Linked DNA regions of Homo sapiens: region 1 is linked to region 2. The links are chromatin loops, found by intact Hi-C in ENCODE. Cell type or tissue: heart left ventricle. All regions are shown on one strand. Links, peaks and the distances in the headings refer to the core of each region. The heading gives the core; the rest is flanking DNA.

What was found. A loop is a pair of places that touch in the nucleus more often than their neighbours do. Peaks named below come from ENCODE experiments on the same cell type or tissue, not always from the same donor. Only the 100,000 strongest peaks of a DNase experiment are listed, where the experiment ranks them.
Region 1: a loop joins it to region 2, with 2.4 times the contacts of the local background. A loop is called at or near these places in 2 of 110 quality-filtered maps.

Annotation. Positions count from the first base shown.
Region 1 is chr1:164,889,914-164,899,462 of GRCh38, reverse strand. No RefSeq gene overlaps it. Among named protein-coding and RNA genes, the nearest start is that of PBX1-AS1, 120 kb to the right of the region's middle. In heart left ventricle, for the core only: no CTCF peak of the experiment used is centred there; a DNase peak (open chromatin) is centred at 4,222.
Region 2 is chr1:164,808,757-164,818,305 of GRCh38, reverse strand. It overlaps PBX1 (PBX homeobox 1), which reads right to left. Exons shown (of 9, transcript NM_002585.4): 6 at 6,157-6,316. Among named protein-coding and RNA genes, the nearest start is that of PBX1-AS1, 39 kb to the right of the region's middle. In heart left ventricle, for the core only: no CTCF peak of the experiment used is centred there; no DNase peak of the experiment used is centred there.

The sequences.
Region 1 (9,549 bases), core at 1,818-6,817, 82 kb before region 2:
CCACTAGCACAGTGTAAAAGTGCTCCCTTTTCTCTGAAACCTCAGTAGTATCTGTTACTTTTTGACTTTTTAAAAAGAGCCATTCTCACTGGTGTGAGATGGTACTAATTGTGGCTTTGGTTTGCATTTCTCTAATGATCAGTGATGTTAAGCTTTTTTTTGAGATGGAGTTTCGCTCTTGTTGCCCAGGCTGGAGTGCAATGGTGCAGTCTTGGCTCACCACAACCTCCATCTCCTGGGTTCAAGTGATTCTCCTGCCTCAGCCTCCCGAGTAGCTGGGATTACAGAAATATGCCACCACGCCTGGCTAATTTTGTATTTTTAGTAGAGATGGGGTTTCTCTATGTTGGTCAGGTTGGTCGTGAACTCCCAACCTCCAGTGATATGCCTGCCTCGGCCTCCCAGTGTGCTGGGATTACAGGTGTGAGCCACCATGCCCGTTTGAGCTTTTTTATATATACTTATTGGCTGCACATATGTCTTGTTTAGAAAAGTGTCTATTCATGTCCTTTGCCCACTTTTTAATGTGGTTGTTTGTTTTTTTCTTGTAAATTTGTTTAAGTTCCTTATAGATGCTGGATATTAGACCTTTGTCAGATGCATAGTTTGCAAATATTTTCTCCCTTTCTGTAGGCTGTCTGTTTACTCTGTTGATAGTTTCTTTTGCTGTGTAGAAGCTTTTAAAGTTTAATTAGATCTCATTTGTCAACTTTTGCTTTTGTTGCAATTGCTCTTGGAGTCTTTGTCATGAAATCTTTGCCTGTTCCTATGTCCACAATGGTATTTGTCTACATTGTCTTCCAGACTTTTTATAGTTTTGACTTTTACAGTTAAGTCCTTAATTCATCTTTAGTTTATTTTTGTATACAGTGTAAGAAAGATGCCCAGTTTCACTTTTCTGCATATGGCTAGGCAGTTCTCTCAGCACCATTTATTGAATAGGGAGTCCTTTCTCCATTGCTTGTTTTTGTTAGCTTTGTCAAAGAACAGATGGTTGTAGTTGTGTGGCCTTATTTCTGGGCTCTCTATTCTGTTCCATTTGTCTATGTGTTGGTTTTTGTACCAGTATCATGCTGTTTTGGTTACTGTAGCTTTGTAGTATAGTTTTAAGTTGGGTAACGTGATGCCTTCAGCTTTGTTTGTTCTTTTTGCTTAGGATTGCCTTGGGTATTCAGGCTCTTTTTTGTTTCCATATACGTTTTAAAATAGTTTGTTCTAATTCTGCAAAGAATGTCATTGGTAGTTTGATAGGAATAGCATTGAATCTATAAATTGCTTTTGGTAGTATGGCCATTTTAATGATATTGATTCTTCCTATCCATGAGCATGGGATGTTTTCCATTTGTTCGTGTGATCTCTGATTTCTTTGAGCAGTGTCTTGTAATTCTCATTGCAGAAATCTTTCACCTCCCTGGTTAGCTGTATGCCTAGGTATTTAAGTGGGATTGTATTTCTTATTCAGCTCTTGGCTTGATTGTTATTGGTGTATGAGAATGCTAGTGATTTTTGTACATTGATTTTGTATCCTGAAACTTTGCTGAAGTTGTTGATTAGCTGAAGGAGCTTTTGGGGTTTTTGATTAGCTGAAGGAGCTTTTGGGGTTTTTGATTAGATGAAGGAGCTTTTGGGGCTTTCTAGATTTAGAAAAGACTATGAGGTTTTCTAGATCTAGAACTACGTCATCTGCAAACAGGAATAATCTGACTTCCTCTCTTCCTATTTGGATGCCCTTTATTTCTTTTTCTTGCTGATTTCCCTGGCCAGAACTTCCAATACTATGTTGAATAGCAGTGGTAAGAGACGGCAACCTTGCAAGATGGTATTGTTAATAAATAATTGTTAAATTTAGTAGATGTTGAAATTGGCATTGTGATTATGTTAAAAAATAAAGTGCATACTGAAGTGTTTAGGAGTATCTGCAATGTATTTTAGCAAAATTAAAAGAGGGTAAAAAAAGAAGCAAGTATGGAGAAAAGTTGATAGTTGCTGAAGCTTGATGATGGGTAATGTTGTACTCTGTACTCGTGAGCATGTTTGGGAATGTTCATAATGAAAACTTCAAAAAAGGCTTAAGTTGACATCACATTGCAAACATCTTGGATTCACTGCTCTCTAACCTTGGAATTCTGTTGTCTTATCTCAGTCTACATTATAACCTCTCATCTGAATTTGTGCTTTTTCCCAGCTTTGGTATCCAAGGATCCTCTAGTTTTATTTTTCTGTCTTTTGCCTCTTGGCACACTGCTAGTGCTGCCCCCTTTCATTGACTTGGAGCAGCTTGCATGAGGTCAGCGGCTACCCCAATAAACTGTCCTTGTGACTGAAAAAAAGAGGAAATTTCTGGAGGTTGCTGATTGGCTTCTTTCCCCAATTGCCTTCCACCCACCTCTGTTCCGTGGTCAAAGACAAAGTTATAGTTTCAGTGAAACGTTTCTTATTATCTTTCTACACTTATTTTGGAGAATGAAAGCAGCTGATTGTCTTTTTTTCTTTTTTTTTTTTTTTTAACAGAGTCTCGCTTTGGTGCCCAGGCTGGTGTGCAGTGGCACCATCACAGCTCACTGAAGCCTCAACCTCCCAGGCAATTCTACCTCAGCCTCCCGAGTAGCTGGGACTACAGGCATGCACCACCACACCCGACTAATTTTTGTATTTATGTTGCCTAGACTGGTCCCAGAATCTTGGCCTTAAGTGACCTTCTCGCCTCTGGTTCCCAAAGTGTACAGGCATGAACAACCACACCTGGCCTGATTTTCTATTAATAATAATTATATACCCTAGTATTAATATATGTAGTTATCCTCCTGCCCTGTCTTTCAAGTTTCTAAAAAACAAAATTATACCTCTACAAGCCTTGTATAATTTTCTTTTTTTTTTCTTTTTTTTTTTTTTGAGATGGAGTCTCGCTCTGTCGCCCAGGCTGGAGGGCAGTGACGCAATCTTGCCTCACTGCAAGCTCCGCCTCCAGGTCCACGACATTCTCCTGCCTCAGCCTCCCTAGTAGCTGACACTACAGGCACCCGCCACCACGCCTGGCTAATTTTTTATATTTTTAGTAGAGACAGCGTTTCACCGTGTTAACCAGGATGGTCTCGATCTCCTGACCTCGTGATCCGCCTGCCTCGGCCTCCCAAAGTGCTGGGATTACAGGCGTGAGCCACTGCGCCCAGCCAAGCCTTGTATAATTTTCTAAAGAAGTTTCTAGGATACAACATTCCAGTGGAAATGTCCCCAAGAGAACAAATTGCTTCTCCTTAGTATTTCTTCCAGCCTACCAACCACGGGGTCTCCTTTTCCTTTCTTCTTTTTGGTACCCTCTTGTTATCCTAATTACAGAGAGCAAAACAAAGAATGTTCATAAAGTGGTAAAACTCAAGTGGCAGAAGATCAGAATCCTCCTATAATAATATTGAGAAATTGTCCAAGCTTTCTAAAGAGAGCTGCTTTGCATGCATTTTCACTTAATCCTTCAAAATACTCCCATATAATGTATATTATTACGTCACCATTTTACAGATGTAGAAACCGAGGATCAGTGATATTAAATAAAGTTGCCCAGGCCCATCAAGCTAATAAGTGTCAATGCAGAGACTCAGACTCAGGGCTGTCTGAATTCAAAGCCTGTGCTGTTGAATGCCTTCTAACGCTGCCTCACAAATCCTCATTTATTCAGGACTTACATCAATATTAAACACTCTTCCTCCCCAGTCAGGCCTCTTCCTTGTTGCTGGGTGAGTGACCGTGCTGTTAGTCACCACCGTGGAAAGAAACCTTTGTGACAGTTAATGGTCTACATGCATGTAGGAGACTCAAAATAAAGCAAAATAGCCTATTTGCATAAATAGAATCTGCTCAAATGTCAGCAGGCACGAGCTGGCAACAAATGTGAAGACAAGGCAAAGAGGAGGAAGGACCACCACTTGCCTCACACCCTCCCTTGTCCCTGCAGCCTCTGTCCTGGACCCTGGGACCCACCAGGGAGCACGTCCTGTCAGATAAGCCCCAGCCAGACAGACGTTGTCATTTGACTTCAGCACATCACTCTGATCCAGATCAGTTCCAAGCTAGACACCCAATCATGAGTGGAATTTGGTTTGACACATACCTGGCTGTGAAAGCCATGTTCTCGCCCCCACCCTTGCCCACTTGACCCCCATAGCCTCATATGTCAGAATGTGACATCCCAGGTGTCAGCTGTAGTACCAAGTGCACAGAACAAGAGAAAGATGGGCAATGACAGCAGAGGCTCCAGTGCCCAGCCCAAGCCTGGCACCAGGACTGGCCTCCTGCCTGGGAGGAAAGAGCGGGCCCACAGCTGTGTGTCAGGGAGGCTGGGACTGCAAAGCCCCTTCAGCTGGGTGCCATGGGGTCTGGAATACCACTGCCAGAACTGCCAGAATTTTTCTTTTGCTCCAGCATTGTCCTCTCCTCATAAACTCTGAGCCATTCGGTGTGAATTTGGATATTAAACAACATTTCCCTGGCTGGAAGAACCCAGAGGTGCAAGAGTGTGACATGAAGTTACCAAAGACAAGATAACTCACAATTTTCCCTAGCACTGACTCTTGAGGTAAAGTAGGAAAAGAATATATGCTAAAAGGAGGCAAAAATGAATGTTTACTGAGCATTTAGTAAGTATCAGCCCTGTATAGGTGCTTTGTATACAACATATTTTATTGTTGGAGCAACACAGCAAAGCTCATAAAAGAAGCTGCTCAAGATCATATGCTTACTAAGTAATGGCCCTGGAATCATGGCTGGTACACTCCACAGCATCTCTTCTTCCTATTAAGCTTATTTACCTGGGGCCAGGAGAGCAGTGTTGGGCACACCAGGTTAAGTTCTCAGTTCTTTGCATTATCCCTCCTGTCTGATACCCCAGACAGAGATGGGAAGGAATGGTCAAATATGGAATCTCATCAATTCCCAAGCCCCCAGGCTCCCATGACAGTTGAAAGGCTCCCTTTCCTCCCATACATCCTATAGTACTCTTGGGACTGTGCAGGTTCCTGATTGACCAGGTAGGAGCTTTGAGCCCTATGAGGGCAGAGTCTTGGCCCCATGTTGCTGAGCCGTTGGTGATGACTTCTTGACACGATGACGAGTCAAATGCTTGTAGTAATCTCCAGCTCACATTGGTGGATGCTGCAGGCAACAACCTAGATGGCCACAGAGTACTGTGTTCCCAGACTTCAGGATTCCTAATTTTTAAAAGCATTAAGGACTGTCATGTAGTTCACAATGTTCCGTTTTGCCAAGCAAATATATAAACCTCCACTATTTATTATCATTATAAGTTCATAAAGAAGAGATCTTTAAATACCAAAAGTGTAGGAAGGGCATTGTCTCATTAAAGACAGGCTTTCTCGAGAAAGAAAGTTTGCAAGGTTATGTTGATATGCACATATTTCATATTTGTCATAGTTGTATGAAAATATCATCAATAACCTGTGTAAGTCTTTAGACTAACATTAAGGGATCCTTGATTAAGATGGAAAGGTCTTAGACTGAGAGTCAGGCTACCTGGGGTCAATCTCAGACCCCACTGCTAACCATCTGTGTGGCCTTGGGCAAGTCGCATCATCTCTGTGATGCTTAGTTTCCTCCCTCATAGGATGGAGTAATAACACCCACCTTAGCGGGGCATGGTGAGGACTAAATGAAATAATGAGTGAAAAATGCAGATGAGGAAACATATCAATTTCCTCATCTGTTAAATAAGGGAATTAGATGAAATGAGTGTTGAGATCCCTCTCAACTCTCTATGATTACAGGAAAGCAGCTTAAGTTTCCTGGCCATACAGCATAGGCCTCAGAGAGGAAATACTTTCTTAGAGAGAGAGATTCACTCTCAAAGAGAAAGTGTCCCATATAACCTGGGACAGATCAGGTTTTGGGTCAACCCTAGCAAATTCTCAACCCCTCTTTCACCTATGCCTAGATCCTTTTCCTGGTCATCTTCATACATAAATAAAAGCAGCAAATGCTTTTGTGCTGTGTTTTGGCAAAGTTGGGATTCCAGAGATAGCCACAGTTGGTGGCCCACTTTAAGAAGCTGAGATCAGAAGTAAAACACAAAGACATGAAGAGTTAAATAACACAAAGTGTCAATCCTGATCACGTAACTGGCTTTGAGTTCACTGAGCCCCTGAATCCCATTCCATCTCTGCCACTCTGTGTTCTAGAGTGCAACACTCTCAATAGAATCAAATCTCAGGAAAGGCAGGGAAAGAAAGTGGGCACAGGGCATGTGGTATATGCAGTGCTCATGCACGCATGTGAAGGATGAGGCAGTGGGATGTCTTCGTTTCTCCCTCCATTGTTCTTCCATTTCTGCCTCCCAGGTCCTCATCCACCTGGGATGCACAAGGAATGAAAGGTCCCACACTGCTTTAGTTTGCCAGTGGGGCAGGAATCATTGACTTATGCTCGCTTGCTCTGCCTTACATGCAAAGATTTACATCTTAGGTGTATGAGGCCAGAGACAGCTTAGGCAGGAGAAACATTTTGCAAAGCTCCAAGAATGATTTAAAAGCACTACAGGCTTAATGCGTGGAGCACTGGGCTGGATGCAGGTGCATTGGTGGCACCTGTCTTTGCCTAAATGTTGGATTTCATCCCTTCTGTAGACTCCATTGTCACAAAACCTGGACTAAGCCCAGCCCCCTCCATGAAGTGCATAGACAGTCCTGCCAGTGCCAAGATGTTCTGGAAAACTGACAACCATGTGAAGAAGGCTATGAGTGTGTATTTGTATGTGCGTGCATGCGTGTATGTGTGTGTGTTCCTTTGTCTGTGTCTGTATGTGTGTGTGTATTCATATTACCTATCAGGAAAGATGAGAGCAATCCAGATGCAGTTTGCTAAGTATTGGCATGTTATCAGATTAAGCTGTGAAGATCATACTTCCAATGTCAAAGTGCAGCTGAAGGTCAGTATGCCCAAGGTAAGTGGCTTTAGAAGTTCTTACTAGGAAAGGAAGATTGAGCTGAACACACCTTATAGCCTCTCCAACTTACCCAAAGCCCATTAACCAGTCTGAGTGAGTTGCATCCAGCCCTACAGATTCCAGTACTTGGAAATATGTATTAAGAAGCTCAGAGATGCATGAGTCAATGGGAGCTGACAGCGGGCAGTGGTGGAGGTTTGAAACAGGTAACAGACCTAGAGAATGTTTCATAGCTGCCAATGCTAGGTTTTCCATCTGCTCTTTTAAGGTAAATCTTGTGGTACATCCATGGTAGATAGGAGGCAGGTTTCTGAGCTCTTGCCTTACAAAGGGTCTCTTTTTTAAAATTATTTGCACATGTGAACCAGAAGCTTTCAAACAAAACCCTGAAAACTTTATTGCCTTTTTCTGAACAGGAGAGAGAGTTTCTGTAAGAGCCATCACAATTAAAACAGCATCAAAAGAGGCATCTGTATGGAAATAGAATAAAATAATTAAAAAGATGAAATAGTTCAAGGGGTGCACAAACCATTCATCCCCTCCCTCACCTCATGCTCCTACCTTTTTCCCCCAGGAGGAGCTGACTTTTAAAATATTGCAGGTATCAACAGGAAATCTGCTGAAGATGCAAGAGTGAAGTTTAATAGGGTCTGTTCTGTGCTTGATCACCTTGCTGCCAGTGGGGACACCTACTGTTGGGAAAAATGACAGGTCATTTAAAAAGAGAAAGGAACAGCCAACAGGGTGAGCATCCTGGGACAGGCAGCACTTCAGCAAGTAATCTTCTGCCAGAGCAGGGAGAGAGATGCCAGAACTTGCCAGAGCAGGACTGCAGCAAAGAACTTTACCTGGTCTGGGATGGATGTAGAGGACAAGCCTGGAAGTGGCTTTATGCAGGTTTTCCATAAGCCCTAAGCTCCAAAAAAAAAAAAAAAAAAAAAAAGAAAAACTGTATATTACACAGACATTGAACTTAGGCTGATCTATTAGGAATTGGCTAGGACACTGTATTAGTATGCGTTTCCCAGAAAAACAGAACCAATAAGATATAAGTTTTATTTAATAAACTTTATTAATTATGAGAAATTGGCTCACACAATGATGGAGACTGAGTAGTCCCACAATCTGCATCTGCAAGCTAGAGACCTAGAAAAGTCAAGGTGTAGTTTCCAGCCTATTTCCGACCACCTGAGAACCAGGAGAACCAATGGCTTCGGTTCTGATCCAAGAACAAAGGCCAAAACCAGAACCAGGTTTCAGTTCTGATCCAAGAACCAGTGCACTGAAGATGTAAGTTCTAATTCATATCTGAACCCTAAGATGCAGGCATGGTAATGGTGTAAGTCCCAGTTTAGGGGCAGGGGAAGACCAATGCTTCAGCTTAAGCAGTAAGACATGGAGAGCAAATTCTCTTTTATTCAGCCTTTTTTTCTGTTTAGACCTCCAGTGGTTTGGATGAGGCTTACCCACACCGGGGAAGGCCATCTACTCTACTCGGCCCACCAATTCAATCAAAAGATTGGTTCAGCTCAATCTTCCTTTCCTAGTAAGGACTTTTTTTTTTTTTTTTTTTTTGAGACGGAGTCTCGCTCGGTCGCCCAGGCTGGAGTGCAGTGGTGCGGTCTCCGCTCACTGCAAGCTCTACCTCCCGGGTTCATGCCATTCTCCTGCCTCAGCCTCCTGAGTAGCTGGGACTACAGACACCTGCCACCACGCCCGGCTAATTTTTTGTATTTTTAGTAGAGATGGGGTTCCACCATGTTAGCCAGGCTGGTCTTGAACTCCTGACCTCATGATCCACCCTCCTCGTCCTCCCAAAGTGCTGGGATTACAGGCGTGAGCCACCCTTTCTTAGTAAGAACTTCTAAAGCCGCTTACCTTGGGCATGCTAATCTCTTCCAGAAACACCCTCACCGACACACCCAGAAATAATGTTTAACCAAATATTTGGACACTCTGCGACTCGGTCAAGTTGACACATTAAATTGATCGTTACAAGCACTGTTCTGTGAGCGGGTCCAAACGGACCCTGGAAAATGGTATCAGTTAACATACAGTGTATGTGTAAAGTCCCACATACTGAAAAGTGTGCTCTGGGACTGCTTCCCAATATGCAGTGGTTATTGCCATTCCTCCTCACTACAAAATAAATGTAACTCACTGGAGCATTACTTGGTAACCTCCTGCTGACTTCTGGGAGTAAATGGACAAGTGCAGCAACTGTATTTGAGAAGGACATGGTGACCATAATCATCTGGCTGCCAAATGTGTTCGGTCCTGCCCCATTTGGTAACAGCAGCATCACCTCCTAAGGTGGGTCAGTTGGCCTTCTTCCCTTACCTTGCTTGGTGGTCTCTACCAGATAGAGCTCACAGTGCTAAGACAGCAGCCATAGATGATAGTCCAATGTGGCTTGCTATGTGTCCTGGAGGAAGGATTTCTTCTTTGTGAAGTAGACTCCTAGACCCACAAAGACTAGAGTTATGGGAACAGGATGCACAAATCCCGTAAGTAGGTCACTGGGAGTGATGGAAGTGGGTCACTATGACTTCTAGCCCTTGGCTTCAGATTCGTGTACTCTATATATCAGGGACATAGCA
Region 2 (9,549 bases), core at 2,788-7,787:
TGGTCTGTAACTTCCTTCCATTAATATGGGACCTATCTTTGAAACTGTCTTCCTGAACATATGAATGAAACAATGTGTGGCACAGATCACATTCTCACGTGTAGATATATAATATCTCTATATACTAGTTCTATCCCTCTCAAATATTTTTTGTAATCACAGATATAACCTAAATAATAAAAGTCATTTTGTAATGTATTACAATACATGCTTGCATTTAGATGTCATCAGAACCAAGAAGAATCAGCTCCAAGAACCCAAATTATAATTTGTTATATGTCATCAGACTCCCCCACCCAACTCCCCAGAGTGTTCAGTTTCAGGCTCACGTATTTTACTTCTCTCCCATCGTCTCTAGATGATGTCTCATCACCCAGAGAGTCAACCTTAAGGTCCATCCTGGCACCACCCAGATTCCACTGGTTCCACTGTGGTAAATCTAGCCTAAACATAAGGACTATAAGTTTGACCAATGTTTTTCTGGAAATTAGTATACAAACTTAGAAATGGGAGAAACCCCCAAAGGGCTACATGATGTCCAATGACGTGGCATCCATGGAACCATGAAGGCATGGAATGTGTCATTTAAAAGATACACATTGCAATTGACACAGGTGATTTAAAAAATACATGTGCATAAACTGTAAATATGTCTGGCTGCCTAATGTACACAGAGATAAATATGCATATATAAATGTACTTCATATACAAGTGCATTTGTATCAGAGCAGTAATTGAAGAAACAGTCCCTTGTGCTCTTGGCTGTGCTGTTTCAGCATTTCATTGTGTCTGTACACCCATGTACAATATTACCATGGCTTCTCACTCTCTGATAAGTATCTAGAAGCACTGACTGTGCTGAGGGAAGAGACCAGGTGCCACTAACACCACAATGAAGCAGACGGAAGTCCACAAAAACATCTGAACTACAAGGGGAGGACATGTTCTCTACCCAGCACTGCAAGTTGGAAAGAATTTATCATGGAATGGATAACCTCCTGGGAAGCACACGATCCACTGACAAATAGTGAATGGGCTCTCTTGGAGGTGCTGTGGCATTCTCAAAGAACTGAAACAGAAAGACTTGGCTTGCTGAGAAGATCATTCAGAAACCTTACCTGCAGGCTGTTTTGAAGCCATCAGCTACCATTAGAAGCACATTTTAAGATGTGGTTGTCAGTTAAAAGGTTCTGAATTTGGTTTGGGAAGGAAGGCAAGCAGCTCATTTAAACTGCCACCCAGACATTTGGGGCATGTGCAGAACTAAATCTACACTCAACTAGGCAGAGAAGAAATACTGGATCACTTATGATTATAATGCATTTGCTTGGGCAGACATCATGATGTGGTAAAGTGTCCACATCCATTTTCATCAGACAAGTTCCAGAAAATTGCATTTCTACTCTAAAGAATCTTCAGGAGACTTAAATTTGTTAAAGAAAAACAAAAAAATTAAAAGCAAAAAACAATAAAAAAAATCAGTTAACTTCATAATCCAAAAATAATAATAATAATAATAATGATAAAGCTTAAACCTAGAATAGGATCTCTCAACCTTGTTGCTACTGACATTTTGGGCCAAATATTCTTTATTGTGGGAGATTATCTTATGCATTGTAGGCTGGTTAGCCCTACAATGGTTATCCTCTATCCAATAGATGCCAATAACAACCTCCCTTCAAAATTGTGACAACCAAAGATAGCTCCAGATAGTACCAAATGTCCCCTGGGAGTACAAATTTGCCCCTAGATGAGAACAAAAGACCTAGAGCAAGAACGGATTTACTTTTTCCTTTTAAGGAATTCAGTGTTTAAATGTATTCACTCAATATTCCTTACAGTATTTTAATGAAGTAGTTGCCATTTTCTGTAGTTTAGAAATCAAGACTTCAGATAGATTATGTGGCCAGCCTGATTCAGCTTGATTAGATTGGACTCTCATACCATTTGGGAGCTCAAAGGATAGGCCCTTTTTACTAGATGTAAGCTTAAATTATGTCCCATGCATGCTTGCTTTTCCATTTCCCTTTGTGAATTCCAAAATTCATTGTTACTTTCTACTTGGGACAAAGCAAAAGAGTAAAGTGTTGTCTGGTTGAATGTGAAAACCCTTCAATAGGTATGTATCTCAAGGTTGTAGAGTTCCAATTCCAGGACAAATTGTTTTCACTCTTCAATCAAAAATAAAGAGGAGAATCATACTAAGAAAGACATGAGATAAAACATCAGTGGGATAAATATTTTCACTTGGTTTTAAAAAACAAAATTATAAGAATTCCTGTGGATTTACTAAAGTTTTAGTCAACTTCTCTGTATGTGTTACCTTCTCTCTGTGTGTATTATATAAAAACTTCTCATAGGGCATGAAGGCTCTGAGTTTTAATATAATAACCTTTCATCAATCCTGAAAAACACCAAACCTCTTTTTAGGGGTTGATATGATTAGACTTTGTGTCCCCACCCAAATCTCATCTTGAATTGTAATCCCCATAATCCCCACGGTCCCCAGGTCAAAGGAGAGACCAGGTGAACTTAATTGAATCATGGGGGCAGTTTCCTCCATGCTGTTGTGATAGTGAGTGAGTTCTCACAAGATCTATCTGATGGTTTTATAAGGGGCTCTTCCCCACTTCACTCGGCACTTCTTCCTGCTGCCTTATGAAGAAGCTGCCTTGCTTCCCCTTCACCTTCTGCCATGACTGCAAGTTTCCTGAGGCCTCTCCAGCCATGCTAACCTGAGTCAATTAAGCCTCTTTCCTTTAGAAATTACCCAGTCTCAGGCATTTCCTCATAGCAGCGTGAGAATGGACTAATACAGGGGTATTACAAGATTATGTATATGGGCTTGCCATTGACTAAAATAGTGCTAGAGGAAGAACTTTCATGGTTGAATTTGCTGTTGTCCTTGACACAAACACACAGCTAAGCAAAAGAATTCCAATCTTGGGGTTCTGAGCTTCAGTAAGCCCACTACCACTGATCTAATCACAGAATGTGATATAATTTCAACGCTGATGGCATGCCACAGTGAACATCTGTAATGCACAAGTCAATTTCTTTCTTCTTGGATGTTAAAATCCTCTGCAGAAGATAATCCAAGCTTCTTGAAAGGGCCTCATTTTTCTGAGGTTTTATAATCTCATCGAAATTAAGAAATTAAGAATGCATTACTCTAGGCCACTACAGAAGAATTATAGACCCCAGGTTTTAACCAGTGCTTCAACTGGCCCCTATTCTTGCTTTCTTTTTTCAAAATTTAACTTTCTCTCCTTCCTTCTATTCTTCCTCTTTGCTTCATCCATTTTGTCTCACTTTGCTGGTATAAACTATGAAGCATGCTAAATGTCTCTAAATGCTTGCTAATCCCCCCGGGTTTTAGTCTTAAGTGATTTAAAAAAAAAATTATGCTTAAGAAGATAGGAGACATGGAACATATCAATAAATAGAAATATTTGGAAGTAATCTTACTGAAGTGCTGTTCTCCATACAGAAGCCTCTAGCAGGAAGAGGATTTACTTGCAAAGAAATATATTTGGTTTTTTTGTTTGTTTGTTTGTTTTGTTTTTGGAGTTGGAGTTTCGCTGTGTTGCCCAGGCTGGAGTAAGTGGTGCGGTCTCAGCTCACTACAATCTGCACCTCCCAGGTTCAAGGGATTCTTCTGCCTCAGCCTCCCGAGTAGCTGGAACTACAGGTGCACGCCACCATGCCCAGCTAATTTTTGTAATTTTGGTAGAGACGGGGTTTCACCACATTGGCCAGGCTGGTCTCAAACTCCTGACCTCGTGATCCGCCCGCCTCGGCCTCCCAAAGTGCTGGGATTACAGGCATGAGCCACTGCACCCAGCCAGAAATATATTTCTTTACAATAGAAATGAGTACTTATATTTTGTAAAACTCTGAAAAAAAAACTTCTGCTTCAATACTGAGGTTATGAAAAGTTCCTAGGTTCTACAACTCTAGACTTCAAACTCTGCCAAAATATATTTTCACATATTAACCTCTTATTTAAAATTTATTTCAATTATCATTTATCTTTCCAAATTATTGAAGAGCAAGTACATAACATAATAAACACCTTATGTGAAAAGTTTGAACATTTTAAAGTTCTACTTTACCTGTGTGGATGATTTAGGTTGGTTAAGAGCAAAAGAAAATACAGAAAAGCCCATTTATAACTTTTCCTGTTAAAATGTTTATCTTTTAAAATTCCATGCTATTGCACACATACAATAGTATTTTCTTTTGCCTCTACTTTAGAAAAAGCACTACAAAGGGGTTCCTGTGCAGATTATTTCCAACAACTTACGCACAATTGGAAGGCTTAGCTCAAATTTTCCATAATAATTTACTTTGTGCTCAGAATAGTCACATGATGTTTAAGCCACCAGAAAAAAATTCCTTAGAAAACTGTAATCATAGTCTGACATTCCATAAGAGGCAACCATATTTCTTAAACACAGAATAGAGGGTTAAAATGCTTATTTTTCTCTTTTAAGGGCTTTAGGAAAGAATAAATAGTTACAAATTTAGTAATGAAGAAAGTCCACAGGGCTTTTCTAAGGACTAGTCATAAATCATGCTAAGCCATCTGCGATGCAGATATACCAGGGACAGGAAAAAGTCATTTTGATATCGTTTTGCATTATGATAACCTTTGCAGGAGTGTTGAGTGCATTTTTGCTAATGTTGACAGAATTGTACTTCTTCCAAAGAGACAAGTGAAAATGTCTGCCTAGCAGCACAGTTCAACTGGTGTTGTTGGGTCTGAAATTCTTAATAATTGACCAGATGGAGAAGATGGAACTCTCTCTGGTTATTGAACCTGTTAGCTTTGATCCCTTGTCAATCACACCATGATGGAGGAAGAAAAAAACAAAATATTTCTAAAAAAGTAAATATGCTCCTCATAGGAATCTAACCTGCAGTGCTGGGAAAATTAAAACTGGATTGAATTCTACATTGTTTTATTATATCCATGTTGAAAAAGCCCAGGCTACTCTTCATGCATGATTCCATTTAGATAAAAGAAGGCCACAAAAGAAGTGCTGGGTATAGCCCAGTGACTTGGAGGACCTTATCATAACAAATTTATGCATCTGGAAGCTCACAGAAGACATCAGTCTGTGGAACCCTACATTTCTCCAGTAACGAGTCGCTGTAAGAAAACTTATTTTAGTGGACAAACAAGCTTTGTGGTCAAAGATACCACATACTCTAAAAAATGTTAGACATTAGGTTTGTAATCATATTACGATCAAACATATTTAAATTGGTAACCTTTTAAGTTAGAATCATCAGTTTTCTTAGCTGTGCACCCTAATCAAAGTCAAACCAAACTTATTTAATGAGAAAATACTTGTCTTTCCTTTACCAAAGGGAAAAAAAAATTACCACATGCCTTCCATAGCATACAAACACAAAGGTTATATTTTTTGCATTATTAACTACATTTTTTCACATGTAGAAATTCTGAACTGATGACACAAGGCACACCCCAAAATATAGTATTTTGACCTAAACTCTTAAATTAGTGATATAATGCATATTTCCTGAAACAAAGCCTATTACATAGCTCATGACCGATAATCATAAAGAAGACCAACAAAAAACAATAAAGAACAACAACTATAAACAATATATAGAAATATTCATAGCCTGGCTTTGCATACCAAAGCATTCTAATAAGATATTTGCTAGAAGAGTAAATATTTCTGCATAGAATGCATGCTAATAAGTGACCCAGACATTATGTTGTTGGAACAGCAAAACTGACAAGGATAAAAGCTTTATATAAAACAGGCCAAATGACAGAATCCCAATAGACTATCTCTAAGCACTATGTCTAACTTACTTATTGATATCCCTGAGAGGAGAATTTAGAGGTCTCTTCAAGCTAACCAATTTACTTTGGTCTTAACTTAATAGACAAATTAATGCAAACCTCCAGACAACCCACGTTGTAAAAAGTCTAACAGATTGCTCTTTGGAAATGAAAGAAAGAGCCCAAAGTGACATTAACATCCAAAAATACAATCAAATACAGAAATTAACCAATCAAAAGCCTAACAAATTAAAAGAAAATCCCAATGTAGGAACAGCCAGTATAAAAATGGAGAACAATTCCTTCCCCCACCCCCAATCAAAGAAAAAACTAACCAGCCGAGTTGGGAGTTGAGGGCGAGTTAGCTTGGCTTCCATGGGCTGACACATTGGTAGCAGTGACAGCTGTTTTGGCAGCATAAATATTGGCTTCCTCTTGAAATTTACCTATGTTCTTCTTGTACCGGATTCGCTTATTTCCAAACCAGTTTGATACCTAGAGTAGTTTAAGAGAAGATGAGAAAGTTCACATTTCATCCTTCAGAAACATTGCAGAAGAAAAAAAAGGCTTTATGGGAGAGGTGAAGAGGTAAGCTAATTGGTCTTATCCTATAATAATTTGGCAACATCAGTAAAAAGATCTGAAGTAAGAGCTTCAAAAGGACAACTACATAAAATGCGATTCTCTTGTTTAATATAACTGAAATTTAGCGAAACCACTGTGACAAAAATCTTCCTATAAAGGAGCTGCTCATTTAAGCTAGAACCCTTTTAATTTAGAGCAAGCATTTTAAATTTGCTTACATCTTCAGTTATGACACTAAAATATACCTAACATTTCAGGAGAAATGCCCCTAGCGTTTATCAATGTGAAAGCTGGCTTGATGCCATCAAGATACACAGATCTTTAAATGTCCATATAGGTGCTTTCGTGTGATAGATTAATTGCAAATTTTTAGAAGTTACATAACTTTAATGTGGACTGAGATTCTTAGCTGTATTTCACTATAGACCTTAGGATCAATATAATTCAATCTACCAGATTTCACTGACTATTTTGTGTAAAGCTTAGTGTTATCTACATAAGGAAAAACTGTAGCATACAAATGATTATCCCCTTGAATTCTAGGGTTTAAATGTTAAAGCCAGCAGACACAATAAACCTAATTTACTTTCATTTGTTAATTTATTTCCTTCATGTGGTTCGCAGCAGGTGTCTTGGCTTGATCTGGTACCTCTGCTCCCTTCATACCAAGACCTCTGCCAGACACAAGTGGAGACACAGTTAAATTCAAGTTTTACCCCCATAATTCCTGCCCGGGGAAGGAAAGTTTTATATCCCACATTCCAGATATGATTTTGAACTAAAATGTCGATGTTTTTATATAATTACAAAACAAACTATGAATCTGGTGAGGGAAGGGGGAGTTGATCCCACATGTACCACAGCTTACATATCATTGATATTTAACTCCCAACGACGGCAGATAAAGAAAACTGTTGCAAAACTATACTTAATTTTTTAAACGCATTAACAAACTTAAAACATCTTATAAGGATAGCACTGAAAGGCTTATACAGTTTATACTACAGCAGAAATGCCAAGCCTTTCTTTTTTAAAAAAAAATCAGTCTGTACCACCACAATATTAAACAAAAAAGAAAAAAATTCAATAAGAAAATGCTTTATTTATTGTAAACACTGATGTCTACAGAAAAAGAGGTAAACTGGAGGAGGAAGGACACTTTTGGGTGTATTTCAGGATCACTGCATATCTAGTTTCACTTTGAAATTTATGTTTTTCTTGACATAACTTTCACTATTCATAGGAATCAGTCATAATTATGGTTGCTTTTTGATTTATGGGATAGGAAAAGAAGAAAAAAGGTAAGGAGATTTTTTTTCTCAGATAACTGCACAAGCTGAAAGAAAAGGGAAAAAGATGAAGATAATTTCAGAGGACTTTTGAAGAAGAAATACCTGAGGTCCAATTATATGTAAAAAAAATATGAGCTGAAGGGGGTAAAGAGGGGACATGTTGTGGGAATGATACCCTTCTAAATGACAACAATGGAACTGGTAGGAAGGTGCTAGGTCAGTTCAGGGACTTCCTGCATTGTCCAACAGACAATGATCTGGACAATGTATAAAATGAGTGTTATCATGAATGAACTAATTACTCAACAGTCATGGACTAAGGGCCTAATACGCGTTAGGCACTAGGGATGTATAGATAACAGACACAGAATGAGACATGAAATACAGAAAGAATAGTAGGTTTTATGGGAAGAGTTTGATTCACATTTTGAACAAGTTAATTTTGAAGAACCTCTGGGCAGAGCCATGATGAAGTCCATTAGGAAGTAAAATTTATGAGTTTGGTGCTGCAGGGGAGAAGTTCCATTAGGTATTCAAATGGAGGTATTATTTGTAGCTGTGAGCATGGAAAAGATCACTCAGATAAAGCATATAGAACATTGCTTTTCAAAGTTAAGTGTTCATGGGGAAGTTGTTAAAACAAATTTCTATTATAGATTTCACCCTCAAAGATTCTGATTCAGAATTAGGGTGACACTCAAGAATTTATATTTCTAACAGGCTCCCAGGGGATGCTGATGCTGCATTCTGTGGATCACACTTAGAGTAGCTCTGGTATAGAAAAAGGGCTCTTTAGGGATCTGAGGAGATACAGTCAATAGGCGGATTTCAGATGGATTTGGGTGTATGGGCAACATATCTTTGTTTTGGGTCATGGGGGAAATCAATAGCTTTTAGTAGATTTCAAAAGAATTTGTGACTTCAAAAAAAGACAATAATGATACAGCCCAAGAGGTATTCCCTGGCTTTGGGAATTAGGAGAAAGATTTAATAAATCATGTGATCCAACAAACCATGATTAGTAAATGGGGCAACTAAGATCCAAAAAGAAAGAGTGAGTTCCCTAGGATCCCACAGTTGACTCTTGTCAAAAATAGGCTCCTTGCTTAATGCTCCTTCTATGACATCATATTATACTGTCTTCCATTGGACTTGTTTAGCAATGGTAGCTTAGTTGCTTTGGGGAGAGACAGATGTGATGGGGAAGAAAGAATGGCATGACTTTGGCATGGACAGAGGAAAGGGAAAGGTGACACAATATGTAAATAAGGATTTTAATGGACACACTATTTGTACCTTGAGTTTCCATAATGAAGGAAGTGAAGGTTGCGGGAACAGATCAGGATTTTAACTTGTATCCAGCTATACTACAAATTACCTCCAGGAGAATTCCTTTTACCTTCAACAGGAAGTTGAAATTCTGAATTCCACACTTGGAATTCAGACAGTAGTAATTTAATTATATTTTAAAAGCAGAAGGTTCCATGATAAAATTCAGTGATTTGATATTTGCTGCATATTTGTGGTCCATACCTAGAAGCATTCCTCAAACATGTAGCAAGTATCAAAAAGCATTAATTCCCTTTTTTGTGGAAAAGGGGTTTAGATTTGGATAAGAATGGTGACAGCCCTAGAAAAAACTAGGCTACTTGAGTTTGACCGCTGACGTTCCCGTTTCCCAGAACTGTCAAGACTAAAAATGACCTCCAGCTGGGTCAAAGCACCTAAGGAAGGCCCAGGTTAAAAAGGAGTCAATTCATTCTGCTTTATCTGAAAGAATGTTTTCAAGGATATTTGCTGCTGTAAAATCATCTTAGTTTGTTGGGAAGGCTTGGACAGTCCCTTCATTGT